2 separate regions of the Homo sapiens genome follow, and region 2 is linked to region 1. Evidence: read pairs that join two places in POLR2A ChIA-PET (ENCODE). Cell type or tissue: HepG2. All regions are shown on one strand. Links, peaks and the distances in the headings refer to the core of each region. The heading gives the core; the rest is flanking DNA. Region 1 holds the start of MIRLET7A3 (microRNA let-7a-3). Region 2 overlaps TTC38 (tetratricopeptide repeat domain 38).

The links. ChIA-PET counts read pairs that join two places held together with the same protein. Peaks named below come from ENCODE experiments on the same cell type or tissue, not always from the same donor. Only the 100,000 strongest peaks of a DNase experiment are listed, where the experiment ranks them.
Region 2: POLR2A ChIA-PET joins it to region 1 with 11 read pairs; 3 of 35 experiments call an interaction of 5 or more read pairs at or near these places.

The regions. Positions count from the first base shown.
Region 1 is chr22:46,098,467-46,113,199 of GRCh38, reverse strand. LOC124905135 (collagen alpha-1(III) chain-like) reads right to left here. Exons shown (of 2, transcript XM_047441696.1): 2 at 1-14,733. The coding sequence starts at 9,720. The coding sequence ends at 8,611. MIRLET7BHG (MIRLET7B host gene) reads right to left here. Exons shown (of 5, transcript NR_110479.1): 3 at 14,642-14,706; 4 at 3,847-3,933; 5 at 1-3,436. MIRLET7A3 (microRNA let-7a-3) reads right to left here and starts at 451; the gene lies at 378-451. RefSeq lists enhancers at 1,890-2,423, 8,029-8,543. In HepG2, for the core only: no CTCF peak of the experiment used is centred there; DNase peaks (open chromatin) are centred at 3,819 and 7,109; H3K4me3 peaks cover 1,222 bases.
Region 2 is chr22:46,269,725-46,284,457 of GRCh38, reverse strand. It overlaps TTC38 (tetratricopeptide repeat domain 38), which reads right to left. Exons shown (of 14, transcript NM_017931.4): 3 at 12,042-12,123; 4 at 10,389-10,560; 5 at 9,037-9,210; 6 at 5,797-5,872; 7 at 2,740-2,859; 8 at 426-485. Among named protein-coding and RNA genes, the nearest start is that of TTC38, 9.1 kb to the right of the region's middle. In HepG2, for the core only: no CTCF peak of the experiment used is centred there; no DNase peak of the experiment used is centred there.

The DNA.
Region 1 (14,733 bases), core at 1-8,000:
AGCCTGGGCCTGATGGCGGGGGGAGTGTTGGGGAGTGTTGGGAGACAGAGGTCAGACAAACAGCTGCGTGGATCGCCTCTCTCAGTGCGGCTGGGGCAGAGGGTGGGGTCGGCTCAGCTCTCCTCTGCCCTCGATGCTCCACACTGCATCTCCTTCCATCCTCATTTGCCTCCATTTTACAGAGGAGGAAACTGAGACCCAGAGAGATCAGGGGCCTGTCCAAGGTCACACAGCAAGTGGCACCTAGGCCTGTCAGACTTCTCAGTGTAGGCGGCCCCTGCCCCCGACTGCTGCCAAGGCTGCCCCCAAACCTGGCCCTGCCCGCTCCCAGCCAGGGTTCCAGACGCTCTGTCCACCGCAGATATTACAGCCACTTCAGGAAAGACAGTAGATTGTATAGTTATCCCATAGCAGGGCAGAGCCCCAAACTATACAACCTACTACCTCACCCCAAAGGGCAGTCGGTCTTGGTGCCGATGGGACTCCGTGGCTTCCAGAGGCACCTCCTGGGGACGCGGGAGGAAAGAGGGCTGAGGAGAACAGGGGCTCGAGGCTCGGCAGGCCACACGCACCAAGGGCACAGGGATTCTGGCGGGCAGGCGCGGTGGGCGCAGGGGGCTGGGACGCCGAAACCCTGGGAGTGGGGACATTGTGGCCAGCACCAGCAGGGACGGGAGCCTGCAGGAAACCACCAACCAGAGAGGGACGAGGAAGAGAGAAAGGAGGAGGGAGGGAAAGCCCTGGCGGCATTTTGCGACGCTGTCACAGGCAGCCGGCTCCCTCTCATCTGGACAGGAGTGGCCATAATGTCCCCAAGGAACTCTGCACTGGAGACCCTAGGAGGAGGGCTGTCATCTGTCGAAGGCCAGCAAGACACAGGCATGCGAGTGCCCACCCTGCTCGGCCCCCTCCCTCCCCGCACAGCGCCACCAGAAGCAGCACTCGTGGCCCCCAGGCTGGCTGAGTAGCGGCTTCACGGGCGTGCCGTCTCCTCCCACTGGGCAGGCAGGCATCCCTCCCCAGGGGCCCTGGTTCTGGCCCTGCTGTGCAGGCTGGCCTGAGCTGACCGCACTGCAGGAGGTGGCGGGAAGGTTCTTTCCTTCCTTGAGGGAAGTGGCCTCTAGGGGAGAGCAGCTGGGGGGGTAGTCACAGACCCTCAGGTCCACCCAGGGTCCAGTGCCTGTCCCTGCGGGTGCTGGCACACTCAGTGCCCTAGCTTGGGACGCACAGGGCTGGGACAGAGTGTAGCATGAGGATGACACTGAGAGGGCCTCGGGGCTCCCCTAGCAGGGGAACGTGGCGAGAGACGGGCCTCCCTAAGCCCCGCCTATCCTGGGCCTGGTGCAGGGTCAGCCTCAACAAATGCTAATTGTGGCTACCACCTTCCTGGGGAAAAGCTGAGGGGGCAGATACGACTGTCAACCCCTCTTAAACAGGTGAGGAGACCGAGGCCCAGAGAGGCAACGTGACCTGGATGTCACACAGCCAAGGGGGCAGCAGAGTGAGGTCCAAATGTCCTGCTCCCTGCCAAGCTTTTTTTTTTTTTTTTTTTTTTTTTTTTGAGATGGAGTCTCACTCTGTCCCCCAGGCTGGAGTGCAGTGGCGCGATCTCGGCTCACTGCAAGCTCCGCCTCCTGGGTTCACGCCATTCTCCTGCCTCAGCCTCCCGAGTAGCTGGGACTACAGGCGCCCGCCACTACGCCCGGCTGATTTTTTGTATTTTTAGTAGACAGGGGGTTTCACCGTGTTAGCCAGGATGGTGTTGATCTCCTGACCTCGTGATCCGCCCGCCTCAGCCTCCCAAAGTGCTGGGATTACAGGCATGAGCCACTGCGCCCGGCCTGCTTCCTGCCAAGTTAAACGGCATGCTAGCTCTCAGCTCCCCATGCCCAAGTGGACTTGAAAGGTCTACCCCAGCCCTCCTTCCACAGCCCATCCTGAGCAGGCTGCCTACTCCAGGCAGGCCCCAGGCTGGGCTGGACCATTTAATCCTCACAGCCCTGGTAAGGCTGAGATCACGGATCCCACTTCATAGTGGAGAAACTGAGGCTCAGGGGGTGCTGAATCTCTAGCTCTAGGTGTCTTTGCTCTCAGAAGTTGGTCGGGGAGGGGGTCTGCTTGCTCTCTGGGCACGTGTCCTACTCCCTCCCGAGGGGCACTGGAGCAAATCCCAGGTCCTTAGCCAGCAAGGAGACCGCTGAGGCTCACACCTGGTGCCGCCCACCCAGAACTGGAGACTGAGATGCTGACTCACCCAGGAGTGGGGACCAGGAGGGCCCCGATGCAGCCCGACCCTCCTCTGTCCCAGCATCATCTCGCCTGGGGTCGCGAAGACCCCGTGTTCCCTCAAGGCCTCAGAACAAAAGCGGTATGAGAGGGTCTGGGGGTCCTGCTCCCCTGCTCCAATTCTGGGTCCCCTGGCTGGTGGGCAGGACCAAGATGTCCCTAAGGACTGTCCGGGCAGAGCCAGCCAGGGTGGGGTGAGGGCTGAAGGGACAGTGGCTGAGGGTCTCCTTGGACCCTCCCAGCTGTGGTGAGTGGCCGGAGGGGGAAGATCAAGGCCATCCCAGCTCCTCTGAGCTGAGGCTGACTCAGGCTGTCGCACACCTCATGATCAGCTCCCAGTCAGGTGGTCCACCCTGAGTGTCCCTGCGTCTGCCCCCATCTGCACCCCCGGGAGGTGCCTTGGGGGAGGCTGTGGGGTGGGTTGCACCCTAAGCACGCACTCTGGGCTCCTGACTTAATCTCTGAGACCCCCACCCCCTCAGGCTGGACTGGCCACCTGGGCTGGCTGGGTCCCCTCACACCTACTGGGTTCTGACTCATGGTCCCAGCAGGCTAAAAAGGGGGTGGGGCAGGACAGCCCAGTGGGCGGAGCTGTGAGAATCCAGGCCGGCCTCTGGGCTATGCTCTGGGCAGGTCTCATGCCCTCGTGAGCCGTGGTCTCCCCACTGAGGCAAGGGGTCAGCTGCCAGGGCCCCCGTCATCAGCCATCGGAGCTGGAGTGCAGGTGGGGACCACCATACTGATTCCAATGGCCCCAGCCTGGCCCCCACAGGTCCCCCAGGCCAGGACTTCAGCCTCCTAGAGCCTACAGTGCTCACCATGGGGGGACCCAGCCCACAGGTCGGGCTCTATAACGTGTGGCAGAGACAGAATGGGAGACAGGCCCCTAGTCCACCCTGGTCGTCACCACAAGTGCCCTCCCCCTGGGCCCCCAGCCCCACCTGGGAGAAGCAGATGTGACTCAGTTTCCCTCATTCGGCCTTTCTCGTTCTGGGCTAGACTTACCCAGGTGGCATCTTGAGTCATCCTGGGCGATGGCAGGTGGCCTCGGGGCATGAGGGCTGCACTCCAGGATGCCCGGTGGCTAGGTGACAGGAGAGGCCAGCGCAGGAGCTTCTGTCCCCAGGGAGTGCTCGAGGCAGGCTGGGCCCTGCAGACAGGCGGTGCACACAACAGAGCCCAGGGCCAGAGAGTGAGTCTTCAGGGTGTGGAGGTGAGGCTGAGCCTCTTCCACTCAGACGCCCTGCAATGAACCACGGCTCCTTCAGGCCCTGTCCAGCCTGAGGGGTGCACCACCAGGGTCAAAGATCACCATGCCCCAAGTGCACAGTGGGCAGATGAGGTGGGCCAACGGGGGGAGCTTGCTGGAAGAGTGGCGGGAAGACAAGAAGAGACATGGCTTCAGGGGAGGCCACAGCCTGGGCGAAGGTTTGGCTGTGAGACCATCAAGTCCCCACCTAAGGACCTCTGTGCCTGAGGGTGGGGCCTGGAGAGGACCGGGAGTGGCCTGGCTCTGAGATAGCCCTCCCTCCCTATCAGACCTCCCACGGCTCCTCCTACCTCCAGAGCCAGGATGGCAGGAGGCCCAGCTCACTGTGAGGAAGGCCAGCCCCAGGCAGGGGCTCCAGGTCAGCGCCACTTCTTGACCTGTTGGGTTTTAAAAACAAAAGTGACAAGTGTCAGCTCTGGAAGAGACGTGGCCTTACCCAGCTCTGAACCCCTTTGTGACCTTGGGCCTTGCCCAGCCGTCCCGCACCAGAACCGACACTCCAGCCTGGCCCGTCTCTCGCCTAGTGGCTCACCCACCCCTGTAAGGGCCTGGATGGAATGTGGAATGGCCTCCGTGGCCAGCCCTGTGTTGGACAATGCCAGGTCAGAGGGGACCAAGACCCAAGCCTGTCCTTGAGTGGTCAGTGGTCATGTCCCCCTGCTGGGAAGCCTGTGCCCTGCCAGGCTGGTGCCTGGATGCTCTAGGGCCCAGAGGAGGGCAGCAGGATGCACAGGGGGGACAGCCTGGTGCTGCTTTCCCGGGTGCCTGGCCTGTCAGCAGGTGGCTGGACTATGGAGGGAGGGGTTAAGCCCCCATTGCACCGAGGAGGATGCTGAGGGTCCAGGGGGGCTGTGGCTTCCCCTGGGACCCAGGACGAGGAAGGCTTGGGGTTCTCCCACGAGCGGAAACCCCCGGGAGGGGCCCACAGCATCCAGTCTGGGGCTGCAGGGCTTCGGCAAGGTCTTGTCCAGTGAATGAAAACTTCACCTCACGCCAGCCCATTCTGGCAGGAGTGCCCTTGCAGGGTGCGCACGGGGTGCAAAGGCCAGGGAGGTGCATCCAGGCAGGAAGGGATGTGGGTCCCCGGGGCTGAGCCCAAGACGCTGGATGGGAGCAGACATACCGTGGTTCCCTGCAGCCCTGTACCGTGTGACCTCGAGCAAGAGCAGCCCTGCTGGGGACCGGGAGAGTCACCCACCAGGCTATTGAGGGGCCTGTGGGGACACTGGGTGGGGGGTGCCCTTCCCTCCTCCTCCCTGAGCACCAGCCCTGCCCACGCTCCCAGCCAGCTAGGCCGTCTACCACTGTTGACACCCTCTCTACTGTCTCTGCCCCTCCCCAGCATGCCCGCAGCCCGGGCTCCCCCTCCAGCCTCCCAGAGCAGCAAGTGTCCCGGGCAGGCCTCTGCTCCCAGCATTGCCCTGGCCTGTCCCTCTGCCAGGCACAACCACCCTGCTTTTTCCTGCTCCTTTCCCCTGAGGGCCCTGTGTTCCCTGGTGAGTCCCAGCTCTGCCCGCAAGGCTCTAGGACTCGCATCTGGACCACCCAGGCCTGCAGTGGTCAGGGAGCCTGAATGTGGCAGTGCCCGCTCCGGGGGACTCTGAGGAGGGTGTATGGACACATTTCCTGCACACCCAACCCTGCTGTGCTCCACAGGACCAGGACACAGATGCTGTGACCTCAGCGGGCTCCACCCCCACCGCAGGAGGATCTGCACGCAATCAGGAGAACTCCAGCCGACAACCAGGGCTTTCTGGGGTGTGGGGTGGGGAAAGACTGATGTTTCAGCTTCGTGACCCACTCATGGAGCCATTTCTGAGCTGGTGGGGAGAAGGCCAGTTGCACGTGTTGTGGGGTGTGTGCGGGGGTGATCTCCAGGCCCACCTACCTGGCAGCCCTGGGGGTGAGCATGGGGCTCAGGCCTGGGGAGACAGCAGGAATCTCCCCTTTCTCAGGAGGCTTCCTGAGACAGACCAGAGAAACCCTTCGCAGCCAGCCTGGATGAGGGCTGGGAGGGCCATGCAGCGTAAACGGTGCTCCTTGAGCAGAGCTGACGGGGAGTGAGCAGTCGGCAGGCGCTCTGCCATCTGCCAGCTGCCACCTCCCGGGCGCTGCCCCGGCCCCACGGTGTCTGCCCGTGGGCAGGGTGCCCGGCAGGCCCAGGCGGGGGAGGGGCCGGGCCAGCCAGGACAGGTGTGCGGAGGCCTCGGTGGGCAGGTGGCCATTTCAGGGCCGGGCGGATGTCTGGAGCAAGTGAGGCAGACAGACGGTGTCACCCCGAAGTCACCTCGGGCTTGGCTCAGGGCCACTGGGAGCCGGACCCCCCCAAGGAGCACACCCCCGCCACCCTGATTGGGTTTCTCCCCATAAAGCGGCCAGTGTCTCTGCTCAGCAAGCCGTGCCAACAATGGATCTGGGAAAAAGACAGGGAGGGGTGGCGTCCGGGGGCTAGGACGGGAGGCGGGCCTCCTGCAAACACGGCCCAGAAAGCTAACGAGACACACACGGGGCAGCCTGCGGCTCTGGCTCGGCCGCAGCAGGGCAGGGACCAGGGCGAGGTGTGGGAAGCATGTTAAAAGGACCAAAAACCCAGCCATCAGCAGAAATATCTGATTGCAAAATTAAAAAAGAAAATCAATGCAGAAACGTCCATGATCTAAAAATATCAAACTTAAATCAAGATGGGACGGGTAAGGGTTACTGACCTCTCCTCTGGCCTCAGGCTGCAATACAGCTAGGCCGCCCACAGTCTCACGGTCCCCAACAGCATGCCATGGGGACGCCGCGGCAAAGCCACAACTGGAACTGCACTCCTCAGATCCAGGCTCCTCCCCCGGCCCTGCACACTGCACGCAGGTGGGAAGGGGGTGCCCCCAGGATGGAGCGTGGCCCGGACCCCAGGGCTGCCTTCCTTCCAGGGCTGCCTTCCTTCCAGGGCTGTCTGGGGTCCCAAGGTCCCCTCACTGGCCCTCCTGTTAGCACCCTCCCTGTCTGGCTTCCCCAAAACTGACACCCACGTGCTCCGGGTCAGGGTCTCCACCGTCGGGGGTCTGTGCCCTGTCTAGCTTCCTGCTTTCCTGTTCTCTCATAGCCACTAAGTTCTCAGTGGGGGTGGGGGGCAGGCTCAGGGAATGTCCACTCCCTGGGGCAGGGGCCAGGCCTGCTGTGGCCACATGTCCTGCACCTAGAACAGGGCCAGAGGTCCAGCAGACACCAACATTGTGGCCACAGGTGTCAGCGTGGAAGCTCACAAGAGTAACGCAGCACCCGAGACACCTGAGGGCTGGCACTGGCAGGGGAGGACCCTGCTCTGCAGACACACCTGCGTCCATGGGGCACAGCCCTGGGGGCTGCCAGGCTTGGTTCTGACCTGCTCTGTCTCCCTCAGTGATGGGCCTGGGATGGGGTAGGTTAACCCCTCTGGGCCTCAGCTGCCTCCTCCGTATGATGGGTCAGGACGCCAGCCCCCAGGGCTGTGGGGAGAATCCGGGGAAGCTGCTCTTTAATGCTCCCGGGTTACGCAAACAGGCTTGCTTGGAGTCCAAAGGGGAAAAGCAGGAATGCGGAGCCCGCTCTTCTCCTGTGGGGATCTCTGTCTGGTGTTTAATCATTAGGCATACTTTTAACCTCAAAGGCGTGTACTTATCTGAAAACATTCTTAATTCAAGCCACAGTCTGGGTCACAAGGTGGGGAGGGCAGGAAAGAATCGGGGGTGGCAGGGGGCGGTGACCAGATGCAACTACATCATTAAAAATACCCCAGCCTGAACCCCGCCCTGTGGTCACCCCACCCAGCAGCAACTCCCCACCAGAGACCAGCCCTTCTGCGGTGGGGGGCTTTTCCTGCCGGGAAGCCTGGGGCTCCCGTGTGCCCCAGGAGGATGCGGGCCTGGCCTGGCATGTGGGGCGACTCTGGTCTGGGCGGGCAGGCGGGCAGCATTCCTCCTTCCCATGCCCGGCTGGGTTTTCCCAGGGTGAAGGCAGGGCCTGGGCAAACTTCGTTTCGTGGTGACGGAATGTTCTGTCCAGGAACCACAGGGAGAGGAGTCTGGGCGGGGTGTAGGGTGGCATCCAGAGACCTTCCCAGGCCTCAAGGGTTTGGCTGGGTGCCCGGCAGGTGTCTGGGGAAGGGTCTCCTCCAGCGAGGAACTGACCCACGGCCACGTGGCGAACACAGGCCACCGTGGGGTCCACCCGGCACCACCCCATGCTGCCCAGAGGACCTGCGTCGACCCCTAGAAAAAGCACACACTCATCAAACGCCATTCTCTGCTTCACGTGGTGATTTCTCCTGCCTTCTTCTAGGAGGCACACTGCCCTCCAGGGGATCTTGTTGCAAGGATAGCAGGAACCGATGTGTGGCCAACCCCACAGGGCTCCCACAGGGCTCCCACAGGGTCCACCTGCCCCCTCCCCGCCTGGCCAGGGGCACAATTGTCCTCCACGGCCAACACCCAGCATCTCCCTGATGCTGCTCTGCAGCCACCCTGGCCCCTGGGGGTTCCTGGAGACCGTCCCTTCGGAAATGTGCCACTTGGGATCCTCTGGCTACTGGAAGGGCAGGTGCATGGGCCTGTGACGGGGCAGGAAGCAAGCTCAGAGGCTCAGGAGAGGCCGAGGGGCTCTGGTGGGGAGGGAGATGCTGTCTGGAATGGCTGAGGTTGCGGGGATGGGGCCTGCAGGAGAGTGGGGGCTGTGGAGGGGCCCAGGAGGGAACAGGTCCTCCACTCCTGTGTGTCAGAGACTTTGGCTGGCCCCAACACAGGGAAATCCTGGCCAGAGTGCGGCCCTGCCCTCTTCCTGAGGATGGCGGTGCCCCTCTCTAAGCCAGAAGTTGGGCCGGCCACTGAGAGACCCACTCCCGGCCGGGCCAGGCCAGGAGCGCGATAGGTGCAGCCGTCAAGGCCTGAAGGCGTCACCCCTGCAGAGGTGCCGGGAGCCCAGGTGGGCCCCACACCCGCCTGAGCTGCCCTCGGCCCAGGGCTCCCCCGCCAGCGAGGCTGTACTGGCCCGGCCCTGGCTCAAGGCTTCTCCGTCTGCTCAGCAGGGCTGCCTCAGGGTGGCGAGGGGCCGGCAGGGCTGGGTGAGGGGCCAGGACTCCCGGGCTGCCTTGCCAAAGGCTGGCTGGTGCCAAGCCTGGGGCAGCCACGGCCAAGGCCAGACTGGGCGGGGGCCGGCGCTGGGCTCTGTCCAGGCCGCCAAGGGCAGGCAGGCAGGCCATGGCCGCCCTCCCTCCCAGGCCTCTCCAAGGCCACGGCCACCTCAGCCACAAAATGGCGGCAGGCCGGGCGGCCATTTTGCAGAGCGCTTGGAAGACAAAGGCCGCCGCGGGTGGGAGTGGTGATGGGGCCGGGAGGAGCAGGAGCCACCGGAAAAGCAGCACAGTGCCCGCCCCGCGCACGGCCCCAGAGACAGGCAGGTGGGCCCTTCTTCTGCCTAGGCTCCCAGCAGCCGGGGCTTCTAGAGGCCTTGTCGTCCCGTCTAAGGGTCTTGCAGTGGCCCCGGGGGACTGGGGGCTGCCTGGGGCACTGATGCCCTCCCATGTTGCAGCCCAGGTGGCCTAGCCTGAGGCATGACCTCTGGGGGAGGTGGCAAGGGCCTACTGAGCCTGGGCTTCCGGATTCAAAACCTTCTTTTGCCCCCAGACCCGGGGAGGGCCGCCCCTCATTTGCCTGAGGTTGGAGTGGTCCCCAGACAGGCGGCTCGAGGGCCTGGCCTGAACTCCGGGGACCACTGTGCCATGAAGTGGCTGCCACGGGAACGCTGGGGAACCTGCTCCAGGGATCGGAGGCTGCTCCCCGCTCCACCTTCCACGGCACCCCCCCAACAGCGTGGAACTTTCGGGGCCCTGCCGACAAGGGTCGGGGGTGGGGCCCACTCGGCCCCTCCTGGAGCCCTGCCCCAGCCAAGCTCAGCACCAGCCACTTCCCAAACAAGCCCCGAGCCCCGTCCTGCTTATCTGCCTGGTGACCGTCTGTCCACTCCCCTCTTGTGTCCCCTTCTCCGGCCTCCTCTGGACAAAAGGCACGGGCCCCATTGCCCCCAACAAACACTCGCTGGATGCAGAGTAGAGCCTGGCAGGCAGCACCTCCAGATCCAACAGATGGGCGGCCCCAGGGTGCCACAGGGACGCCTTCCTGCCCCCGCCCAGCAGTGGTCTCCATGTGTCTTCACCAGATCTTATTGGGAACCCAAAGGTCCAGCAGCGAGGCTGCTCTTGGGCTGGGGGTGCAGCCACATGGCACTCCCTCCCGACCTGCACAGAGCAGAAGCCTGTGATCGTCACCAACCCCACTGCACAGACTGGGAGGCCAAGGCCCAGGGCGGCCGAGCTGTGGCTGGCAGAGGGGTGTTTGTGGGGCCGCCGGGTCAGGGGAAGATGGTACTCACACACCTGAGGACTCAGCCCAGGCCTCTGATGGGGACCGCCGATCCAGAGCCACGGGCAGGGCCTTCATCAAAAAACAAGAATGAAATTAGGGAAAAGCCTGCACAGTGTTCATGGGGTGGGGGCTGCCTGGGTGACACAGGGCAGCATCAAGGGCAGGTGCCACTGTCCCCATCACCGTGTCACCAGTTGCCCTGACGACTCTCTGGGTGTGAACGGCACAGCCACCTCGCCTGTTCCCGGGGCCTCTCCCACGTGGCTGCTCCACGGTGGGGCTAGACCAGCTGCACACCGCAGGCTCCTGGGCACATGCTCCCAGCTGGGGACCTGGCCGGTGTGAATGCTTTGCCACTGTGACACACCCACCAAAGCCCCTCACACCTGGTGACTCACTCAGTCCTCGTGACAACCTGATCAAACGCAGGAATGGAGCGGCTCTTCCTTCCCCCACAGCCACAGCCAGCGCAGGAGCAACTGTGCTCCCCATGTTTCAGGGATGAGGGAACGGGGACCCAAAGAGGTTTACCTGCCGGCGCACGGGCACTAGGAGGTCCTTCTGTGTTGGGTGAGCCCAGGAAGCCCCCATCAGGAGGCCCGTTTTCCTTTTTCAGGGACAGCCAAGGGCCTCTGACTCCCCAGTTCTCGAGGCCAGCCCAGCTGGGTGGGTGAGGTGTTTTTGGAGAAGGGCACGTCGTACCCGGGACAGCTGGAGCAGCGACACGAGGCTGCGGGATGAACTGGGAGCCTGCTCCTTCCCAGAGCTGGACATGGCAGTGCTTTCAGCTCACTACTGTGTGGGGAGCAAGGCCCCCAGCCTGGGCCATGCCTGAGGCCAGGTGCCCAACCAACCAGGCCAGGGAGGGAAGCCAGAGCTGAGGAGGCAGCAGCCTTGGCCACTGCCAGGAGCACTGGGGCTGGGGGCCTGGCCCACCCCGGCACCATCCCGGCAAGGGTCTGAGTGGCAGGGCCTGAACCCACTGCACAGCCAGACTTCGGAAGGCTCGGCCCAGACCCCAGACCTTCCCCGCCCCTGAGGGATCTGGTGGCCCCACACCTTGGCGAGACAACGTTCATGGAACCCAGAGGTGTTTCTACTGCGGGGCAGCTTGGGGCCAGGGCCCTGCTCTGCTGTATGCCAGCCTGGTGGCCAGGGCAAGCCCCGTGGGCTCTGGGAGCCTCAGGGGAGGGGCACTCAGCAGGGCCATCAGGAAGAGGGATGACTCCATGTGACTGGCTCAGGGCTTGGCCCACAGGAACTCCTAACAAATCTGAACCGAATCAAGAAGGTGTTTCACCCAGGTGAAACCTGCAACAGCAGGTGGCTGTCCTTGCACCCTGTCCCATCCCTCATCACGGTGAGGGCTCAACTTCATGCTCACTAAAGTTTCTCCCAGACAGAGAGTGCTGCTCAAAGCCAACAGGGAGGTGCCGCGTGAGGGCCATCACTCTGCATTTTGTCCATAAAGACAGCCCCGACTTACCAGGATCCAACTTAAGATTTCTCAACCCAAAGGGATATGAATTCAGTAGAAACCAACCACACTTCAGTACAGTGTTGAATAAATAACAGGAGATCTTCAACACTTTATCATGAATAGGCTTTGTGTTAGATGATTTTGCCCAACTAGAGGCTAACATAAGTGTTCTGAGCACGTTTCAGGGAGGCTGAGCTGAGATATGATGTTTGGTAGTTAGGTGTATTAAATGCTTTTTTGACTTACAATATTTTCAATTTACAGTGGGTTTCTCAGGACAAACCCCACTGCAAGTCAGGAAGCATCTGCATTTTCAGCAGGACTGAAAGATCAAATGCAGGGCCATTGTAAGGGCTTGCTTGCTTCTGTCTGGGTATAAAAAGGCATCAGGCTGGGCGCAGTGGCTCACACCTGTAATCCCAGCACTTTAGGCCAAGGCGGGCAGACCAGCTGAGGTCAGGAGCTCAAGACCAGCCTGGCCAACATGGTGAAACTCCGTCTCTACTAGAAATACAAAAATTAGCCTGGTGTGAGGCAGGCACCTGTAATCTCAGCTACTCTGGAGGCTGAGGCAGGAGAATCACTTGAACCCGGGAGGCAGAGGTTGCAGTGAGCCGAGATCGCACCACTGCACTCCAGCCTGGGAGACAGAGTGAGACTCCCGTCTCCAAAAAAATAGAAAATAAAAACATTAAAAAAAATTTAAAAAGGCGTCTGGGTATTTGACATGAGAACAAACCTCTGTCCCCTCGACCTGCATGTGGAGGCCACCTGGGGCCGCTGCTGATGCCCTTCAACCTCTCGGGAGAAGAAAAAGTGCCACTCCACCATCTGCAGAGGCTGCTGAGGTCACACTGTGGTCCCCCGGGGCCCATTCTCAGGCTGTGGATGCCAGGTCCATTAGGCAGTCTTGGAGCTGGCCGATGTGGCTTCTCAGCATGGTTCTGCCATGGGGTGCCAAGCCATCACCCGTCTCACGTCTGGGTTTCCCATGCACCCACATCTGCACCCACTCCTGAAGGACAGGGCGGCCTCTCCATCAGCCAGAACCCAGGGTACCCAGAACAGGAACGAGTCCCTTCAGAAAACCAGCCAGTGCCGGGTATCAAGGGGGCCACGCGGCCGCCGGCTCTGGTTGGGGCTGTGGCTCCTGTTATTGCCACCAAGTGTGGGTGAGGCACGGGGCTAATGCCATGGTGTGGCCAGCAGGATGCCACCTCCTGAGCGTGAGGCCCATGAGAGGTGGGCAAGGCCGAGGGACCTGCCCGGCTGAGGCTTCCCCATCCTGGGCCAAGGCCTCCAAGGGGAGCAGTTTTGAGTCAGCTAAAAAACAAACGCTGCTGAAGGAGTCCCGGTCCCCATGGACCTTCAATGGCTCCCCCAGTCCAAGCCAGCACCCCAGAGGCCCTCCACAGCCCCAGCAGCCCCCAAGGCTGCAGGCCAGAGTAGGGCCAGGCTCCTGATCCCCAGTCTCCGTCTCTGCAAGAACAGTGTGGGACGGTGGCCCTGCCTTGCTGGTGGTCCTAACGGAGGGTGTGTGACCCCTGTGGTGATTACGCCAGCATCTGGCATCTGACGAGCACTGAGTAAGCACCTTCTGTGTGCGACCAGCCTCATCTTCCACGGATCATGCATATTGGGGTGCTGGTCCCAGCCCTGGACTGTCCACTCCCCTGCAGGCCTCTTCTCCTCCACTCCAGGCCCTTTCCCACACATCCTGAGCCTCAGCAGCTGCACACGGTGCCCCCTGCCCATGATCCAGGGGACACACCCTTGCAGCCTCCCTGGACATGTCAGTCCAGGCTTGGGAGTCAGAGACTCAGGGAGGGGCACATTCCATGCTCAGTCCTGTGTGAGGGACACGCCTGTGGGGTCTGTTTCATTTGGACCCTAGAGACCAACACTGCTGCCTGTGGGATGTCAGAGGGATTACATTAGGTGGTGGCCAGCTGTGTATACAGGGAGGGCTGGGTACAGGTGGGATGAGGTCCCACGGGCAGGCCTGGGCTTATGGTGGGTGCCAGGAAAACCCCAGTTCCGTTGACCAGATCGCCTTGGCCAAGACCCACTAGGTCCCTGTCAGATGCCTGGGGTTAGCTGCTCCCCCAGGCTGGTATCCCTGTGACAGCCCCACAGTTCCAAGGGCTGCCCTGCCCTGTCCTGCCTTGTGTCTCCTCTTCCCCAGTCCCTGCCCCTCTCCTGTCCCCACGCTGTTCTCCTTCCTCTGTTACCCTTCATCCCCTTTCTCTTCTGTCCTGCCCCTCCTCCCTGATTCCCCCAGGGGCCTCCCCCTACTCCCCACCTGTGTCCCTCCCCACTCTCCGCTCGGCTGGTGGCTCAGCCCTGCGTGCAGACACAAAGGCCCCGGGGCAGCGTCTGCAGAGTCTGGCGGGCAAGGCCGACCTGTAAACACGCCGGGCCCCAGATGGCAGAGGGGTCCGGGCCAGACACCGGCTGCTCTGCTCACATGCAGCAGCCTGGGGTCCTCTCCGCACAGCCTCGGGAGGTGGGCCCGCCCCTGGCCATGGCAACGGTGGGGAGGGGAGAATGCCAGTCCTGCCCAACCCACATGGCCGCACGGATGCCCCAGGAGGCAAGAATCATCGGCGACAGTCTGCACTCGGGGGCTGGCTCGCCAGGGCGAGGGGCCTCAGGCTGGCCGCAGCCTCTGAGCAGTTCCCAGCATGACAAGCCCGCCCCCGGCCATGGCCACCAGACAGCCATGACAGACAGCAGCAGGCAGGGGACATCTTACCTGCTGAGCCCCCAGCAGGTACTGCAAATTGCCCTGTAGTCACTGGTCCCCTAGGCTGCCCCTGGCCTCCCCTCCCAGGGCCCTTGAGACAGCTGGATCCTTGCAAACAGGAGTGTCACCCAACTCAGGCAGAAGGGAGCCCAAAAAACAGGGCCAGACCTGGACCAAACCCAGCTGCTTGGAGCCCTGGTCCCTCAGTTGCAGAAAGAAAGAGGCTGGTGGCCGCAGAAAGAGGCTGGTAGGGGCAAGGAGCAGGAGGCCGGGCTAGATCCAGCTGAGCCCGTGCCAATGGGCAGCAAGCACCTGCCTGGCTCCTTGGCCCCCAGAGCTCTGGGGCTGGTGCATATACACGTGTGTGCTGTGTGTGTGTGTGTGTCCAGTTTCAGGCACGCCCGGCAGAGGGTGGAGCCAGAAGGGAGGGATGTGGGGAGCCCCAATTTTCATCAACATTCACAAACTGTACTGACCTGAGGGTGGACACAGTCCCTTGAGCTTCAGGCATCACCTGGGGAGGTGGCCAAGGGTGGAAGACCTGGAAGGAAAGAGAAACGCTGAGGAA
Region 2 (14,733 bases), core at 3,281-11,280, 170 kb before region 1:
AGGGAGCTTCTAGCTTTTGTGCACGATAAGGAGCACTGCAAGTGACAGTCTTGTACATGGAACCCTGTGGCGGAATCACTGGGGTCAAGGGTGTCCTGAGCAGCTGCCCCATAGCCTGGCTCCCGTTGGAAGATCTCATGGCCCAGGCAGGTACACCCTGCGGAGTTGGGGCTTGGCTCTCCACTCCAGCCACAGGCACTCGCTCTGAATGGTCTCTGCAAGTTATACACCACAGATGTGATTTCCAGGCCTCCACAGTGAAAAAATCCCTAAAAAGGTTGAAGCCTAGAGTGCTCTTTGGAAATGTTAATGCTCCATTGCATCAGGGCTCCAACGGATGTGAATACATAGCAAAAGCTAGAAAAATCTTTCTCCCTCTAGACATCTTTATAGGATAAGACAGTGCAAACAGATGGTCACCTTACCTTCTCAATCAGATATAAAGCCCAGTGCCAATAGTTATGACAAGCCAACATATCAGAGTCCTGGAGAAAAAAAAAAAAAGAGAATTTATGAAAAGTCTGAAGGCCTATGGGAAAAAAACAAATGTTGTTTTGTGCTAATGCAGAAACCATCATCTTTTTTTTTTTTTTTTTTTTTTTTTTTGAGACTAAGTCTGGCTCTGTTGCTCAGGCTGGAGTGTAGTGACACGATCTTGGCTCACTGCAACCTCTGCCTCCCGGGTTCAAGCAATTCTCCTGCCTCAGTCTCCTGAGTAGCTGGGATTACAAGTGTGCACCACCACACCCGGCTAATTTTTGTATCTTTGGTAGAGACAGGGTTTCACCATGTTGGCCAGGGTGGTCTCGAACTTCTGACCTCAGGTGATCCGCCCGCCTCAGCCTCCCAAAGTGCTGGGATTACAGGCATGAGCCACCGCGCCTAGCCACAGAAACCATCATCTTTGAGTGCAGGAAACAATATTCTGCACTAGGTGCCTCCAGGCCACATAATCTTCTTCCATTCCGAAGGGCGGTGAAGAAATTATGCTGCATTTACCAAGGAGGAAACTGAGGCTAGGGGAGGTTCCCAACCTACTCGCCTGAGCTGGGGAGCAGCAGCCCCAGGACCGGTGCAGAGGAAGTTACTTCAGCAACTCCAGCTTTGCCTTCCTCACATGTGAAGTTGAGAAAAGGATTAACAGAACCACTCCACAGGGAGGTGCGAGGCCCATGGGTGCCTAAACAGCTCAGGGCACTTGGATAAAACTGCAAGGATCAGCCGGGCACAGTGGCTCATGCCTGTAATCCCAGTACTTTGGGAGGCCGAGGCAGAAGGATCAACTGAGCCCAAGAGTCCAAGACCCACCTGGGCAACATAGGGAAGAGACCCTGTCTCTCTAAAAAAAAAAAATTTTTTTAATTAGCCAGGTGTGGTGGCACGCACCAGTAGTCCCTGCTATTTGGGAGGCCGAGGTGGAAGGATCGCTTGAGCCCAGGCGGTCGAGGCTGCGGTGAGCCCTGATTGTGCCACTGCACTCCACCTTGGGCGACAGAGAGAGAACTTGTCTCAAAAAAAAACAAAAACAAAAACCTGCAGAGATCAACAGGCCCAGGGCCACACTCCAACAGGTGCTGGCAAAGCCCCGAGAGCCAGGGGAGTGGGTGGTATGTGGGTGGCTACCTTAGGCTGCCCTCAGTATGAAGCAGTGTTAAAGTAGGACCTGTGCTGGGCTCAGAGCTGGCCCCTGCTAGGGTATTTCCAAGCTCAGGAGACTGGACTCGTGATCCTCAACAAGCTAGAGTGCCCAGCACTCAGAAACCTCAAACAAACCTCAGTGTCCCTGAGAAGGGAACCTGACCACTGCCCCCTTGACAGAGCCGAATCTGGAGGCCCGAGGATCCTCCGCAGCAAGGCTCAGACTGCATGGCCCCTGCTTGGGAGCCAAGTGCACACCCTTCCCTGATTTCTTGCTGCCCCAAATACAAAGCAGGTATTCAGTAAACGCTGAGTGAGCGACGCTGTGTCCCTGTCCCAGGGGAGGCCCCATCTCCCTTGAGCCCAATAGGCTCACCTGATGCAGCCCCGTCTGTCCAGAGGGCCCACCTCCACCATGGTGCTAGCCTTTCCTTCCCTGAGGCCTCTGCAGGCGTTTCTGCCTCTGCCTGGACACCACCTTGCCTCCCCTGGAAAGAGGGACTGACAAGGCCTCCTGCACAGCCCATGTCCGCCTTGTACCTGGGCTCTAGGACACCAAAGTAAGCAGCTCTCCTCTCCCTCACAGGCCACTGTAGGCCTTGGAGGCCTTGCTCAAGCTAGTGACGGGCTAGGATGCCCTCCATCTTCCCCCTCTGTGTGGCACACACCTGCTCATCCTTCAGTAGCCAACTCAGAGGTTGCCCCCTCCAGGATGCCTTCCCTAGCCACTGTCCCCCCAAGCCCAGTTGAGTTTAATGCTTCCTCTGCGTTTCCACATCCCACAGAGGGTCCCCGTCATGGTGCAGCTCATGTGCTTTGAAGAGGCTGCTCGCTCCTCCTGACCAGGCCCTGTAAGGACAGAGAAGTCTGGGCTGGACCCTCAGTGGAGTCCCTAGGGCAAGGTATGGGCCTGGGGTGGGGACTGGAATCTTGATTGCATTCTGCTCAGCAGCCAAACACCTGAGGCAGGTGCAGGTGGAGGAGGAGAGGGAACCCCGAGAATTAAGCCATGCCCTGTAACTCTTGTCCATAAAGCCTTGGCCTGACTCAAGGGGATGCACTGAATTTCCCAGGGAGGTGACCCATTGACAAGCATCATACCTTCCAGAAGGTCTCTGAGTGCTGCATGAATTCCAACCCATCCTTGATCTCTGCTTTCATCTCGTGGATGTGAGCGACGGTGTGCACCGACCATGCGTCTGTCGGGTTAATAGATAAAGCCTACGCAGGGTGCGGGGAAGAGGATTCCAGATAAAGCAGATCAGTCAGGCTGCCGGGGCAGGCGACGGCAGGTCTCTAAGGGGCAAGAGGGGCCTGGGCTGAACGGGGTGGAGCAAGTGGGGGGGCGGGGCTCTGACTCAAAACACTGACAATTAGCACCACTTCCTGCCTGCCCGGGCACACCAGCTCATGGGTCTCACTGCCCAGTTCACAGATGAGGAAGCTGAGTCTTAGGGAGGCTATGCGACTTCACCCAGCTGGACAGCAGCAGGATCTTTCTAAAGCCAGGGCTCAGACCCAAGCCCACAGCATTCTGCATACAGCTGAGGTGCTTGCAAAACATACCCGCCCTCTCTGGGCCTCAGCTGCCGCCTGCCTGGAAGGCCACGGATGCTGCCTTTCTCTTAGAGAAGTGGTTACTGCCCATGTGAACGTGGTGTGAACTATCAAGTCCTCCAGTGGCTGTGACTGCCTCTTCCCACTACCATATATGTGAGGACACGTGGCTTTCTGGGTGCAGAAACAGCTGGCTCTGAGGTTATCACAGTTCATGACAACAGCCGCTCCCATGACCTGTGAGCTTGACAGCGACCAGCGAGGCAGGCAGGACTCATGGAATGATCCTCCCCTCCTAGCCGTTTCTTTCTTCTATTTATGTGTTCAGCTCATGTTTGCTAAGCATCTACTCAGCCACAGTCAGAGCTTAGAAAATGGAGCAGTAAACTGAGGCTCACAGAAGCCCCATTGCCTGGCCTGTGCCCAGGTCCCCCATGCCAAATCATGAGTTCCCGCCAGCCCCACTGCCTCAGTCTCCCCACGCCTTTCATAGGGGTCCAGAAGCCCCAAGCTCTTCTGCCCTGGCCCAGCACCTCCTGTGAGGCTTTTGGCAGGAGGTCGGCCCCAGCAAGCCCTGCCTCCCTGCCCACCACTCAGCTTTTGTGGGCCCAGCCCACTCCATGTGGGAACAGAGGGAAAGAAAGTGTGTCTGTAGGGGACCGTGGGCACCCCTGGGCAGGGGCTCTGAGTACAGGACACTTGGGCACAGTCTAAGCAGGGCGGGCGTGGGGCCCCGAGACGGGACCCTGCTAAGCATGCTGCTTTCACGAATGGCAGGAGTGAAGGGTGGTGGCTGTCACCAGCTCTGATGAGCTGACTGGCATCTTCCCTCTCTTGGAGCCCTCCCATGGTTCCGTGGGAAGGAGTCCAAACTGCATTCCCAGGCTACAAGGCCCAGCAGAATCCAGTCCTCACCTGCCCCTCTACAGCCCTGGCTCCTGGAGCCCTGGCTTGCCGCCTCCTCCCTAAGCCTCCACCCATTGAGCCACTTGGATGGAGCTCCAGGTCCCCAAGCTCTGTGGCTGTGCCTGTGCCTGCCGCCTGCCTGCTCCTGCCCTGGCTCCTCCTACCCTCACCAGCCTGGGGCTGCAGACACAGAGCCCATGTGTTACCACTCCTGGCCCCATCACAGCCTGCTTTTCCTGCCCAGTAGTTGTCTGTGGGGTGCTGGTGTTGAAGACAAAGAGTTGGTGCCTGCAACACAAGGGACAGGAGGCGAAAGGGGAGCAATGGAGAAGGGAGGGGACCCTATCCACCACTTCTTGCTCCTTGCAAGGCATGGGCTTGCATGTTTTTTTGGCCACCCTCAGTGCGGGGGACTTGCCACATCTGGTTTGCCACAGCTACCCTTGTCCAGAGCTTCTCCAAATGTCCCAGGAGCTCTCAGGTGCCCAGATGGATGCCACCCACAGGAGGGCCCAGCTACCATGGTCTCCAAGGGACTTTCCTACAGCTGACCCCTGGATGGTGCTGTCTGGTCACCCAGGCCATGGAACCAAGACTGTCAGAAAGCCACTCGGGTCCCCCACCTGCCCTGACTCAGAGTTAAAGCAAAGAACACATCACTCAAGCCTCAAGTCTCGGATTCTGTAATCAGAGCAGTCTTCAGAGAGCGCAGCGACCCTTGGGCCCCAATGCTGTCTCCCAGAGAGGATGCTGCAGGCCGACTAGGGCAACTACTGGGGGAAGAACCCCAGCCAGGATGTTGGGAGGCAGGGCCTGGAGCAGGCAGCTGAAAGGACAGCCATTGCCAGGTAGCCTGGGTAGAATCCGGCTCTGCCATCTCTGAGCCATGTGGTCTTAGGCAGGCTCTAGCCTTGGCCTCTGAGCCTTGGGCCCCTCATCTGGGCAACAAGGAGTTGGACATCACGTGGGCAGAGCTGTGTGGATGCAAGCAGACACACATGAAGTGCCACACAGAGCCGGGCACAGGAGCAGCTGTCACTCCCTTGTGCATGGCAGCCCCTCCATGGGCCTCAGTTTCCACTCCTGCAAGAAGAGGAGTAGAGGAGAGGGACCCCCAGAGCGTGAGACCATTCGCGCCCCAGGCCTGACAGCTGCAGCCTGCCACCCAGCCCTGGGCCCAGGTACACATGGGCACCCAGCAATGATCATGACTGGCGATCATCACTCAGCTCCCTGAACCTCTGGTGCCGTGAGTGATGCTTAGAAATGCGAAGTTCAGGAAGGAAGAGCCAACGCTTATTTACACTTCTCCTCCTACAAAGTCCTGTCCCAGCAGGGCAGTGTGGGCTCCGGAGCCAGGCAGAGCTGGTGGGAGCCCAGACCTGCCATTCTGTGCAACCCTAAGTGAGCAGGCTGACCACAGGCTCCCCGTACCCCATCAACCTCATCTGTAGACGTGGATCCAGTGTTAGCCAAGGAACGTGGCTCTGGGGACTTTGGGGGGGCCACAGGTGAATGACAGCCCCTGGCGGGCGGCAGCTGCTCACACTAACATGAGCTCCCCAGTCTCTCTGAGGAAGTGAGACCAGGGATGGGGTTCGCCGGGGTCACACACGAATGGTGCCCCTCATATGCCCTGGTCCAGCCAACGGCTACTCCCTGAGGGGTCAGGCACCTTAGGAAGGACCCACTTACCTCTTTGGCGAGTTTTTCTGCCTGGTCGTAGAAGTTGGTTTCCATCAAGCCAAAAGAGTAGATGCCTTTCACATAGCTAAAAACAGAAAAAAAGATCTCAGAATACAAAATGATGGATGGGTAGCAGGTTGAACTGTGTCCCCGCAAAGATACACTGAGGTCCTAACTGCCAGCACTGGGAATGTGACCTTTTTTGGAAATAGGGTCTTTGCAGAGGTAATAAGTTTAGAGGAGGTCATACGGGATTAGGGTGGGCCCTAACGCAATGACTGGTGTCCTTACAAGAGGGCCGTGTGAAGACACAGATGCCGAGGGAAGGCGGCAGGTAAAGACCAAGGCAGAGTGATACAGCTGCGAGCCAAGGGACTTCAAGGAACTCTGGGCACCACCAGAAATTGGAAGAGGCAGGAAGGACCCACCCCTGAGGCTCTGAGGGCACTGCCCTTGCTGACACCTTAGATGGGACTCTTGGCCCTCAAAGCTGTGAGTACCTGTCTGCTGCTCCAAACCACCCAGTTTGCAGCCCTTCGCTACAGCAACCGCAGGAGACTGATGCAACCTCCAACCCCACGCCAAGCTCTGTGCTTGTCAGCAATTCCATGCTTCTGACTGGTGAGGGGCAAGGTGAACATTACATCCGCACAATCATCCCCAAGCCCAGCACGGAGAGCGGCCCTGCTCCTCAATTAGCATCCCACCTTCTAAGAATCAACACGGGTCTCCACTGAGAGTAACAAGGGTCTCCTCCCGCTCCTGTCTGCATGGTGACATCCACCCAGAGGCATGACCCAGGGGCACCTCCCTGGGAAGCCTCCGTGACCTGTGGGCTGTCAACAGCTCCTCCTTGACTTCTGCAGTGCTGTACACAGTCCCCTGCCCGGCCTGGAATGCACTCAGTGAATGGCCGGGTCCTCCCCAGACCTGGAGCTCCCACAGGCTGGGACCTGTCTGTCCAACTCAGCCTCAGCCCAGGCCCAGCCCAGGATGGGCTAGAAGACACTGCTGAATAATTGCACGCTTCCAATCTCTCTCTTTTTTTTTTTTTTTTTTTTTTTTGGAGACAGAGTCTCGCTCTGTTGCCCAGGCTGGAGTGCAGTGGCACAATCTCAGCTCACTGCAACCTCCGCCTCCTGAGTTCAAGCAATTCTCCTTCCTCAGTCTCCTGAGTAGCTGGGATTACAGGCACATGCCACCTCGCCCAGCTAATTTTGGTATTTTTAGTAGAGACGGGGTTTCACCATGTTGGCCAGGCTGGCCTCAAACTCCTGACCTCAGGTGATCCACCCGCCTCGGCCTCCCAAAGTGCTGGGATTCCAGGCATGAGCCATTGCGTCCCGCCCACACTTCCAATCTCATCTGCAACTGCGCACCCGAGTATCTAGGGTGGTCACACATGAAACAAGTTTTCTTTCCTGTGGTTTCTCGGGGTTAAGTGAAAACAAAATAGGGCAATAGGGCTTCTGTTTGAGACTAAGATGTTAGCTTCATTACTTTGCAAGAAGACTGATTCTAGCTTTTGTTATTCATTGAAGCAATGTTCTTAAGCACTGGCTTCCAGAGTTATCTTTAAAATGTATGTGTGTGTGTGTGTGTGTGTGTGTGTGTGTGTGTGTGTATGTATATATATGTATTGTTTACTGGGGTCATTTAATCCTCAACACTTAAGCTATTTATTGTATGTTTGCTGTGTGTCAGGTACTATTAGGTTTCATGACGGTTAATTTTTATCTGTCAATTTGGCTGGCCCGTGGTGCTCAGCTGTTTGGCGAAACACCAGTCTAGGTGTTGCGGTGAAAGTATTTTTTATATATATATATGTTTATATATATATATATATTTAATATATATATTTTAATATATAATTTTTAATATATATTTTAATATATATTTAATATATATTTTTAATATATGTATTTTATATATATTTTTTTAATATATATATTTTTAATATATATATTCTTTTAGATACAGAGTCTTGCTCTGCTGCCCAGGCTGAGTGCAGTGGCATGATCGCCAGCTCACTGCAGCCTCAAACTCCTGGGCTCAAGGGAACCTCCCGCCACAGCCTCCTGAGTAGCCGGAACTACAGGCACATGCCACCATGCCTGGCTAACTTTTTTAATTTATTTTTTCTTTTTGTAGAGACAGAGTCTTGCCATGTTGACCAAGCTTATCTCAAACTCCTGGGCTCAAGCAATCCTACCGCCTCAGCTTCCCAAACAGCTGGGATTACAGGCATAAGCCACTGTGCCCAGTCTCGTGAAGGTATTTCTAGATGCGATTTGAGTAAAGCAGATTACCCTCCATGTGGGTGGGCCTCATCCAATCAGTTAAAGGCCTTAAGAGAAAGACGGAGGCCCCTAGAAGAAGAAATTCTGCCTGCAGACTGCCTCCAGATGTAAGACTAATGCTGACTCCTGCAGCGATTTCCAGCTTGCTGCCCTGCCCTACAGATTTTGAACTTGCCAGCCCTCACACTCACATGAGCCAATTCCTTAAAATAAATCTCCATCTCTCTCTCTGTCTCAGAGCTCTCTGGGCTTCTCTGGAGAGTGCTGACTAAATAATACAGCTTATTAACCTGTCCGAACCTCACAACTATTCTGTAATGAAGCTGCAGTGAAGTCAGTCCTGTGTGGTGGTCACTGGGGCTGTTCATGCACATTCCAGGCCTTCTTCTCTTCCCAAGCACACGGTAGAACTGTACTTCCTGGTCTCTTGTGGGTGGGTGAGGTCATGTGATCAGTTCTGGCCAATGACTTGGGAGTGGCAGGGTATCCTTTCATTCTAAACCTTTAATTGCCATTGTAAGCCCCCCAAGGAAAGCTTGCTTTTCCCTCTTAGTGACAGGTATGTCCAGAGGGCAGTTGCTTCATCAGCTGGGATCCCAGATGGAGACAAGGACATGGTGGCAGAGCCCTCAGCCCTTCTAAGGTAGCCACGTAGTATGAGTGAAAAATAAACCTTTGCTGTAATAAGCTTTGGGGAAGAAGAACCAGGGGATGTTTATTACTGCAGCAAAAACAATCCCATGCTGACTGATACATAATGGTACTACCTCATTCACAGGTGGGATGAAAATCAAGTGAAGAAAATGAGGCCTTTGAACTTTAAGGAACTAGGAGAATAGCAACAGTGGTCCCATTATTTTTAGGACAGGGCCAAGAGAGTCACCATATTTTTAGGGCAGAAAAGAGAGATTAAGAAACAGAAATAATGTGATTTCCAGCTGGCACATACCTGCTTAGGGGGATGTCAGGTGTCCAGAAGGGGTAAATTCGAGCAACAGAATCTCTCATCTGTTCCTGATAGCCCAGGTAAAAATAAGCATCATGGGAAAATTTCAGGGCCAACATGTCTGTCGGGTGGTCCTGGAGAATCTGTTCCCATAGTTCACAGGCTTTCGGAAAGTTCCTGGAAACCGAGAAAGATTTCTCACCAACGCTGAACACATAGTCCACCCACACAGGGAGTGTAAGAGGCATTGTTTCTCACCAGTGTCATGGTCTACATGGATGTGTTTTTTTAAAAATCAGTTTCTGACTGGGTGCGGTGGCTTATGCCTGTAATCCCAGCACTTTGGGAGACCAAGGCAGGTGGATCACGAGGTCAGGAGTTCAAGACCAGCCTGGCCAAGATGGTGAAACCCCATCTCTACTAAAAATACAAAAATGAGCAGGGTGTGGTGATATGTGCCTGTAATCCCAGCTACCCGGGAGGCTGAGGCAGGAGAATCACTTGAACCCGGGAGGTGGAGGCAGTGAGCCGAGATTGCGCCACTGCATTCCAGCCTGGGCGACAAGAGCAAAACTCTAAATAAATAAATGTAAAAAAATCACTTTCTATGTTAGGTTGTGAATCAGAAAACAAACTGAAAACCCAGTGGGAACTTTTACTCTTTAGTTCAATTTAAAAAAAAAAAAAAACTGGTTTAACAAATTGCCAAAGATAATCCCAGTGGAGACCGTGAGACAGCCACAGGAAGTCTCTGAGGTGGAACCCACACCTGGGCTGACTTACCAGGAAGACCAGGCCGCACCTCCCCAGTCTCAGGGTTCGGAATCCCTGAGTCCCTGCACAATCGGCTAGGGTCGCCTAACTCTGCAGGGCATCTCGCCTGCCTGAGCAGACATGGGGGCTGTCCCGGAGAATGAGGGAACCAGCATAGGAACAGCGGGGGGATGATGTGAAAGTCAGTGCAAGAGCAAGGAACTTATGGGTGAAGATTTGATTTGATTGTTTATTTCTCACTAGAAGAAGCATGTTTTCTTCTCTCTTCCCTAACCTAGTAATTTCTGTAGTGTGACCCTATTATTTTTGTAAGGAAAATAATATATAATTTACTTAATGAAACAAAGCAAGTTACTTTGGACACTAAGTTGGGAATCTTCACCAACTGCTTCCTCACTCAGCACTCCACCAAGAATAGGGAAGCAGACAGGATGCGATTTTCCATCAGAGCATCTCAGGAGGCAGGGAGAGAAGCATTCTCCCACCCCGCCCCCGTCCCAAGGGCATCAGGAAAGGGATACCCTGCCACTCCCCCAGCTCAGCCTCAGGGTGCCAGCTCCCAGCCCAGGGAGGCCCCTCACCCATTGGCAAATGTCTCTACTGCAGACACGTGCAGCTGCTCCCGCCTTGTCAGCGGCTGGGTTCTTGAAATCTCCACCATTGTCTTCACAGCCAGGTCCAGCTCTTTGTCCAGCTTCACGGAGCTTCCAGTGCCAATCAGCACAAGGCCAGTAGCCATGGCGTGGCCCATCACTGGTGGGAGGTTAGAGAACGGCTGGTGGTTCAGATGGTCCAGCTCAGCCCATCCCAGCCCAGACTCCACATGTCACAGAGACACCCCACGTCCCAGGAGGGGCCAGCCAGGCAGCAGCAGGCTGGGCACTGTGGCCCTGCCTACTGTCTAGAACTCAGCCTCGGCTCTTGTCAAGCATGGAGGGAACTGCAAGCCTAAAGGCACCCTTGAACATTTTTCTAGTGAGGGCATTCTGCTGAGTGCCAGTGTCTAAAGCACCTTCCCCCTTCAATGGATGAGCCACTTAGAGGCTGCCTGCAGGCTCATCAGCTGACACTACCGCCACAGCCAGCACACGGCTCCCGGGAGGCATCAGTGGATGCTGCTCATAAGGGGCTGGACCAAGGAGGCCCCGGAGCACAGAAGTCATGATCCCATCTGTGCTGCTCACACATGCTAAAAGTTAGGGTGGGGGTGAGTGCCTTGTGGCCCTCGCAGCAGCCTTGCTGGCAGGAGTGCAGGCCCCCAGGCCCCACTGTGGGAGAGCCAGGGTGTCCACTGGCATTTGGAACTTGGTCACTGGCTCAGGCCTGGGACCCAGGACCCAACCATAGTGTGCTAGGACCACCCATGTGGACCCTGGAAAACAGCTGGTGATTCCGATGGTCGAGCCCAGCCCAGCCCAGCTGATGATTCAGGTGGTCGAAGCCCCCTGATCAGGGCTCAAGGTCTGCTCAGAGAGTCCGAGCCCACCCCTGGCTCCTGGCTCCCCATGACTGGGTTTGGCTCCCCCGTTCTCCCCCAGTTATTTCCTTGTTTGTCTTCTCCAGGGCAGTACAAGTCCCCTGCCTTAAGTCTGACTAGGCTGCAGCAGGGTGAGAAGGGTGTCCCTGCCGCACTGACAAGAGCCCTGTCCCCTCATCAGACCTTCTCCCAGGCCCGGAACCTTGCCGCACCACGGGACCACCCACCTGCAATGCACTGTGCTGGCTTCCCCATGCCCGCTGTACACATGGCTTGCCTGGATGCCAGCCTCTGTCACCACCTCACCCTGGCCACTCTGGATGAGGCCTCACTGGTCCCCTGACGGAGGCTGCAGCAGCCACCTCTCATGTTCCAGGGGTCTGGGCCTTGGATTCAGGAAGCTTTATCTAATCCCAGGGGTCAACCACCAGCTGGGTGGCTTTAAGTACAGTCTTACTCTTGCCAACCCTCAGTTTCCTCATCTGAGAAATGAGATCAGCATCTTCATTCCCGAATTGATGGTAATTAAAGAAAAGATGAGAAAAATGCCTTCTGATAGAACCTGGCATCTTTATGGGAGTGACTGTTTTTCCAGACACAAAGGCAGCTGTCATCTTCTCTCCCTCTGTGCAAATGCCACCCTGGTTGCTGCCACCCAACCTGCCTTCCCCATCCCAACTGTGTCCCTGTGGTAAAGGAAAGAGAGGGGCTGGATGTGTGAAGCGGGGCTCCTCCACCCAGGGAAGGCGTTACTCACCAAAGGTTGGATCTGCTGCTTTGAGCTTTGACAGGCAGCCCTCGATGCCACCGAGACTCTTGTCATTGGTCCATTTTACATACTGAAATGGGAAAAGCAAAACAAGTCCTCACGGAGCCCTTGGATCATTCTAACAAAGGTGGCTCTAAATCCAGGTTTACACTTTGGGAGGCCGAGGCGGGCAGAACATCTGAGGTCAGGAGTTCGAGACCAGCCTGACCAACACGGTAAAACCCCATCTCTACTAAAAATAGAAAAATTAGTGGGGCGTGGTGGTGCATGCCTGTAGTCCCAGCCACTTGGTAGGCAGAGGCATGAGAATCACTTGAACCCGGGGGCTGAGGTTGCAATGAGCCAAGATTGTGCCACTGCACTCCAGCCTGGATGGCAGAGAGAGACTGTCTCAAAAAACAAAAAATAAAAATAAATCCAGATTTGTTTTTCTTTGTAGAACACTGAGTATTTTCTGGACTCTAACCCAAAGAAGGCATAACCTGGCTGATAACTTTCTTCATACGAAGAAATGAAATACACATCACCCAAGGCACACTTTCTAGGGCTAGGGATGCTGCATTTCCAAAAAAGAAACATCAAAAGGCAGGTTCTGGCTGGGCGCGATGGCTCACGCCTGTAATCCCAGTACTTTGGAAGACTGAGGCGGGTGGATCACTTGAGGGCAGGAGTTTGAGACCAGCCTGGCCAACATGGCAAAACTCTGTCTCTACAAATAATACAAAAATTAGTCAGGCGTGGTGGCACATGTCTGTAGTCCTAGCAACTTGGGCGGCTGAGACTTGGGTGGCTGAGACAGGAGAATCGCCTGAACCTGGGAGGTAGAGGTTGCAGTGAGCTGAGATCGTGCCACTGCACCCCAGCCTGGGTGACAGAGAAAAGGAAAAAAAAAGGCCAGGTGTGGTGGCTCATGCCTGTAAGCCCAGCACTTTGGGAGGCCGAGGTGGGCGGATCATGAGGTCAGGAGATCGAGACCATCCTGGCTAACACGGTGAAACCCCCGTCTCTACTAAAGATACAAAAAATCAGCCGGGTGTGGTGGTGGGCGCCTGTAATCCCAGCTACTCGGGAGGCTGAGGCAGGAGAATGGCGTGAACCCAGGCGCCACTGCACTCCAGCCTGGGCGACAGAGTGAGACTCTGTCTCAAAAAAGAAAAAAAAGAAAAAAGAAAAGAAAGAAAAGGCAGGTTCCTCCTGACAGGTGACCTGCTCCACATCGGCTTCTTCTGCCCTAAGAGGAGCCCTGAAGTTGGTCACGATAGGAATATTCCTGCTTCTTATTCATTCGTTTTAAAAATATTCACAGAAAACATTTATTTTAGAGAGTTAGAAAGACACAAAAGCTGAAAGATAAAACTTACCCAAAGCTCATTTTATCATTTTTTTTTTAATTGAGACAGAATCTTGCCCTGTCACCCAGGCTGGAGTGCAATGGCACGATCTTGGCTCACTGCAACCTCTGCCTCCAGGTTTCAAGCAATTCTCCTGCCTTGGTAGGAGAATCCCTCCTTAGTAGCTGGGATTACAGGTGTGCACCACTGCGCCCGGCTAATTTTTTTTTTTTCTTTTTTGAGATGGAGTCTTGCCCTGTCACCCAGGCTGGAAGGCAGTGGCACTATCTCAGCTCACTACAACCTCCACCTCCCTGGTTCAAGAATTCCTCTGCCTCAGCCTCCCGAGTAGCTGGGATTACAGGCCCATGCCACCATGCCCGGCTAATTTTTTTATATTTTTAGTAGAGACAGGGTTTCACCATGTTGGCCAGGCTGGTGTTGAACTCCTGACCTCAGATGATCCACCTGCCTCAGCCTCCCAAAGTGCTGGGATTACAGGCGTGAGTCACCGCGCCCAGCGCATCATCATTTTTAACAATTTGCTGTATTTGTACCTGGTCCTTTACTCAAATGCCTGTTTTAAAAAAAGTCCTAGACCTATAATCACACATTAGATTTTAAAATATGCCCTTTCAGCTGTCTAACCTACATCTACACAGAATTAGTACGTGTATTTTTTTTTTAAGACAGGGTTTGCTCTGTTGCCCAGGATGGAGTACAGTGGCACAATCACAGCTCACTTCAGTCTCAACCGCCCAGGCTCAAGCAATCCCCCTGCCTCAGCCTCCCAAATAGCTGAGACTATAAGCTACGCAAGCATTTTGACAAGATACAGGAGGGTTGGCACAGAGATTTAAAGAAGCCAAGTTCTAACACAGGACAGCACAGAGACACCAATACACGGGACAAAATATACCCAGGCTGGGAGGATGAGCTGCCACTGATTGGGGATGTGGTGTGTAACAAACTGAGTACTAGGGGCCGGGCACAGTGGCTCACGCCTGTAATCCCAGCACTTTGAGAGGCCAAGGCAGGGGAATCACAAGGTCAGGAGTTTGTGACCATCCTGACCAACATGGTGAAACCCCGTCTCTACTAAAGATACAAAAAATCAGCTGGGTATGATGGTGCGTGCCTATAATCCCAGCTACTTCGGAGGCTGAGGCAGGGCAATCGCTTGAACCCGAGAGGCAGAGTTTGCAGTGAGTCAAGACTGCGCCATTGCACTCCAGCCTGGGTGACAGGGCAAGACTCCGTCTCAAACAAAAAACAAATCGAGTACTCTACAGAGGCCGGCGAGATACAGGAAGGGCAAGTGAGCCAGGTCAAACACAAAATAAACAAAC